2 separate regions of the Mus musculus genome follow, and region 2 is linked to region 1. Evidence: chromatin loops called from intact Hi-C (ENCODE). Cell type or tissue: left cerebral cortex. All regions are shown on one strand.

Region 1 (2,500 bases):
CTTGCTTGACCTTTGGTACAGTAAGGGTTCTCTGTTCTTCTGATATAATCTGCACCTGCAGATTATATATGCAGATTATATAATCAATGTTCCTCATCTGATTGGTTATTCTCTCTCAGTACTTCACTGAGCCTCATTATCATACCTCATTTGCATGTCTCTCATCTGATTGGTTATTCTCTCTCAGTACCTTCTGGTTTGCCAGAATTGGGGGCAGGAGCCTGGCCATGGGGCAAGCCATGAGGTGGGATCTTGGGAACTGGATTTAGGAAATGGAACACTGTGGCTGACATTCACCCCTTCTTGACTGGTGTGGTCTACACCTGAGCTGCTGAATCTGAAAGTTCTTAACTCAGCCCTAGTTGGCAATCTTCTGATATAGTGCCCTCTTCATGCTATTTAAGTCTTCCTCTCCCTTGCGCTCAAAAAACTACTGGCCACAGCTTCCATTAATACAGTTTTGGTTTTTTTGTCTTTACTACATTTGTAGATTTTTTTAAAAAATGTATAAATGTGTTTCCTCTACATGTACAGCTGTGTGCCAGAAGAGGGCACCACATCCCATTATAGATGGTTGTAAACCACCATATGATTGCTGGGGATTGAACTCAAGACCTCTGGAAGAACAGTCAATGCTCTGAACTGCTGAGCCATCCCTCCAATCCCATTTGTATATTTAAAAAATCAAATCAAAACAAAACCAAAAAACATGGTTTGTACTCAACAGATTGCCAACTGCCGTTTTCAATGTCCTCTCCCAGACCACCAAACCAGCACTTGGAAGTCACTAGCATTTGTCCTAAACCTAAAGACGTCCCTGTGAACCTTGATTTTTCCTCTGAGTCCATTTCTCCTTCAGAATTCCAGGAGCGACATGTAGGATGGACTTAGGGAGAAAACCTGAAGGCAGCAGCATCTTTCTCATTACCTAGCAGATCTTCTGAGCTACTAAACATTACTCATCTCTAGATGAGACCTACCATTCTTTTCATTTTTCTGTCCCTTTGGTAAATTTGCCTAATTATCTTAGCAGCTCATTGTAAGGCCCAACAGCTGCAAAAGAAAGGTTATTCTTTCTTCCTTCTTGCTTAAAAGTTTATTTTGCTATTTTCGATCTCTTGGAAGATGATAGAAGTTAGCTTCTCATCAAAAGCCCCATTGGGATTCGGGCACTAAAGTCTCCATCCAGAGCGTAGATCTACAGAGAACTACTTTGAGATTTCTTACCATTGCAAAGTAGCTTTGTTGTTATGTGGACTGCAGTTTTGATTCTGTCCACGTGATGGCACTACCATAAAGAAAACCATTCTTTCCCAGTTGGCCGGGACTCAGCAATGGTATTTTATTAAATGCCTGTATCTTTTTGGTAGAACTGAATTTCACACGGGATGTTCAACAGTCTAGAAAATACAATCGTATCCCCAGAAAAATATGTAATGGTGTACGATATGAAATTGAAATTAAAAAAAAAATCTCTTAACTGTTCTTTCAGTCTTTTAACTGTAACATACACAATTAATTAGAGCAGAACTCTCTCTGGGAAAGTAAGGTGGTGTTCTCCAACCAGCTGGTCCGTCCAATGGCCTCACACTGGTCAGGGAGCAAAGGTCATGGCCAAGTTTATGAATAAAGCAGGGTGTGTGTGTGTGTGTGTGTGTGTGTGTGTGTGTGTAATTCTGCTTCTCCACATCCAGCCCCGCCTCCCTCTTATTCAAACCTGGGATACTCTTGGGTTAAAGTCTCCTGTCCTTTGTGAACAACATGCCCGGGCTTGCATTGAGATAAAGCAGGGAAAGGGAGAGTGTCTTGCTGTCTACCCTGCAGTGCTAAGGAAGCACCTTTGCCCAGTGTTGGAAGTAGCTGAGCTGAATGTCTTCTTAACTACTAAGACTGGACTTACCTATGCTTGATAGTGGCCTGGAGGAAAAACCATTTGCCCTTATTAATTTGGAATTCTGCATGTCACTCTTTCCCTGTTGGCAAGGACTGAGCACTGATATTTTATTAAAGGCCTGTATAATCTTTGGAACACAGAACTCCAATGTGAAGTGACCGCTTACGTACTGTGTTAACCGAGACAATAGGACGGGCATGGAGTTCGCAAAACTTCGTGGTTCTATGAAAAATGTATTGATAATAGCTATTTAAATCGTCTAGGACCCCGTTTCTTCACCTGTAAGATGGGAAAGATGTAGACTAGGCTATGTCCCTTCAAAACAGGTCCACAGGTAGCTAGACTATGTCACCCTCAATGTAACCGCTGAGTCGGGATAAGTTTGAATTGAATTAAAAGATAGGTAGACACAGAAAGCCTGAAAGTGGCACACCACTTTTTTGTAAGGAAAAAGAAAAAAAATCACATTTATTAAAAGAAGTCTCAAGTTCTAAGTCTCCAGAACCAGACAAAAAGAACGATTCTAAGTAACAAACTTATCAGTGAAAAACATAAACTCTTCCCTATTTACTCCCTTGTTCCCGACTGCCTTTTGTTTCCTGTCTT
Region 2 (2,500 bases), 280 kb after region 1:
GGATCTTCTTTCTGTCCATCTACCTCCATCTTGACTTCTCTCTCTCTCTCCCCCAACTCCCGACTCTTAGCTCTGCCTCCTTTTTCCTGTCCAATCACAGTCCTTCTTCTGCACTAATATTTAAATAAATTGGACAGGGAAAATCCTGCCACACAGTGCCCTTCTTTTTCCTCCTATTTTCTTCAAGCGTTAGGATGAGTTATGTTGAGGAAAATTCTCAGTCGTCTGAGTGGTCATATGATGTCTCAAATGGATGTGTTTTCCATGCTGGGGTAGCTGCTATTGATCTTTCATGATAGAGAGTTTAAAGCCCAATGAAAACTTTAAAAAAGGAAGTTCCATTTAAAGTTTCTAGTAAAATAGAAGTTTGGCTTACTCAAACAATGAAGAGACCTTGAAGATAATGATGTTGACTTCCTATACCCTGAAGTGCTTCAGGAAGATAGCTTGGTGTTCCCAGGAGCGATCTCTGAAAATAACTGCCTCACAGACTCGCATAAATTACTTAGGATAAGTGAACTGGCTTTGTTAATTTTTCCAATCCCATTTTCTAGGACCAGCTTCTATTTACTGGTTAAGTTATTAGGACCTCGGTTAACCAGTTCATTGAGATACTGTTTGATACTACTATCAAATGTTTTAGCAATAATCTAGAATACCATGCCTAGTTACCCATAGTTCATTGATGGATTCTGAACTGGAGGAGTTGTTTTGTGTGTGTTTTGTTTTGTTTTGTTTTGTTTTATTTTATTTTATTGTTATTTTGACCTGGAGAAAGGTCCAGTGCCATGCTAATAATGTAAGAACCATCTGGATATGTGGCTGGAAATAGAATCCACAGTTATGCCTATTTTCACATCTAAAGTTGCTTGGAAATATAGACCTTCCAGTGTTAGCAGAAAAGGGGCGGAGTGAAACTCTTTCATACCCAGGAATCGTGCTTTACCCTCAAGCTGAACGACGTCAACATGGCTTCTATTTGTGGAACTCCTTCTGATTTCCTGTTTCTTCAGTACTGAGTAACCATTCTGGGCTTCTGTTTCTCCATACGCAAAATGGCAAAGAATACACCTCTAGGAGCTGTGAGCATGAACTAAGAAGGGAGAGCAATTGGATTTTTACAAGACTTCTCGAAAGTGACTGCAGGAGTGATGAGTTTCTCGTTGAAAAGTACTACTGACTTTCATAAAGGGCCTTAAAGGGACTTTCATAAAGAGGCAGTAGTGGGTTTCAGAAAGGTGCTCTAAGTCGAGCTGCAGTTCTCCATGTTCACGTGTAACAATGCACTTGGGACAATAAGAACAGGACCTGTACACTGTCATTGAAAGCTCAGCTTTGCATCAGTTAATCACATAGGAAACATGGTATGGAAATGCACACAGACTGGGAATAATTTAAACACATACACAATGCCACCTGGGTGCATTGAAGGCAGGAAATCTGGGAGAAGGGAGTAGAAGGTGACCTTTTAGTGCAAAAATATGAAAGAGAACAAGTCCTGAGAAGAACAGTAGGGAGCAGGGAAAAGGCTTTGAAATGAAAATGTTAAATAGCAAATAACCATTTGGAGATGCAGTGGCAAATGATTTAGAAGGCAGGTGTGTGCCAGTGCCTGGAGAGTAGAGAGTGGGCAGCCGGGGTCGGGGCCATGAAGGCTCGCTGTGTTGAAATCTCAAGTAAGGGTCTAATGAACCTTCTAGTGTGGGCAAGGTCGTTTTTTTCTGAACCTCGCCTACAACTCTTTCTGTGATCCGCTCTTGGTATCTTAGTTAATACATGCATCTAGGTCCCTAGCAAGATGCACTCATGGCTATTGATTAGCCTAATGAGGAACTAAAAAGGCAGGCAATTAGAAAAGAGAAAGCAGGCAGTTTATACCTCTAGCTGTCATCTGCAAAGAATAAAGGAGGAGAATCTACCTCAAGGAATCCATGTGATACCCAGGAAGGCCCTTTAACGGTATGTACTTGTCTCCTGAACCTCAGACGTATCAGAGCTGCTTTGTCCAATGCACCAGCTATTGGTCAAGTGAGGAAATTTAATGTCTTTAACTGCATTTCCAATAATGTGTATTAATGGATTCTATATAGGACAGGATACAATTATAGATATACATAGAAGTAAGTATATTATGAATGTATTCATGTCCCTATGACTATGTATGTGCGTTTCCATGGCCACGGAGACTTCTTTATCCTTTCACAATTTACTACAGTGGAGTATGCAAGAAATAAAAGATGTCACCTAGGGCTGCAGAGAGATGGCTAAGCAGTTAAGATTCACAGGTGCTCTTCCAGAGGACCTTGGTTTCAGTCCCGGCACCCATGTGACAGATAACAATGTGTGACTCCAGTTTCAGAGGATGTAGCCTCTACAGGCATCGTATACAGGCAAATCACTCATATGGAAAATCAAATTCATGACAATAGCACCAAAGACATAGCCCAAAACTCTATGGAGGGAGAGGAATAGGGAGATAAGTTGCAAGAAATGTAAGACT

The links. Hi-C counts contacts between places; a loop is a spot of excess contacts. Peaks named below come from ENCODE experiments on the same cell type or tissue, not always from the same donor. Only the 100,000 strongest peaks of a DNase experiment are listed, where the experiment ranks them.
Region 2: it touches region 1 in a loop (2.6-fold over the local background); 2 of 42 quality-filtered maps call a loop at or near these places.

Annotation. Positions count from the first base shown.
Region 1 is chr13:110,391,125-110,393,624 of GRCm38, forward strand. No RefSeq gene overlaps it. Among named protein-coding and RNA genes, the nearest start is that of Plk2, 2.7 kb to the right of the region's middle. In left cerebral cortex, CTCF peaks have their summits at 550 (motif pointing right) and 1,274 (motif pointing right); a DNase peak (open chromatin) is centred at 1,279.
Region 2 is chr13:110,670,096-110,672,595 of GRCm38, forward strand. No RefSeq gene overlaps it. Among named protein-coding and RNA genes, the nearest start is that of Gm33172, 13 kb to the right of the region's middle. In left cerebral cortex, no CTCF peak of the experiment used is centred here; DNase peaks (open chromatin) are centred at 997 and 2,198; H3K27ac peaks cover 264 bases.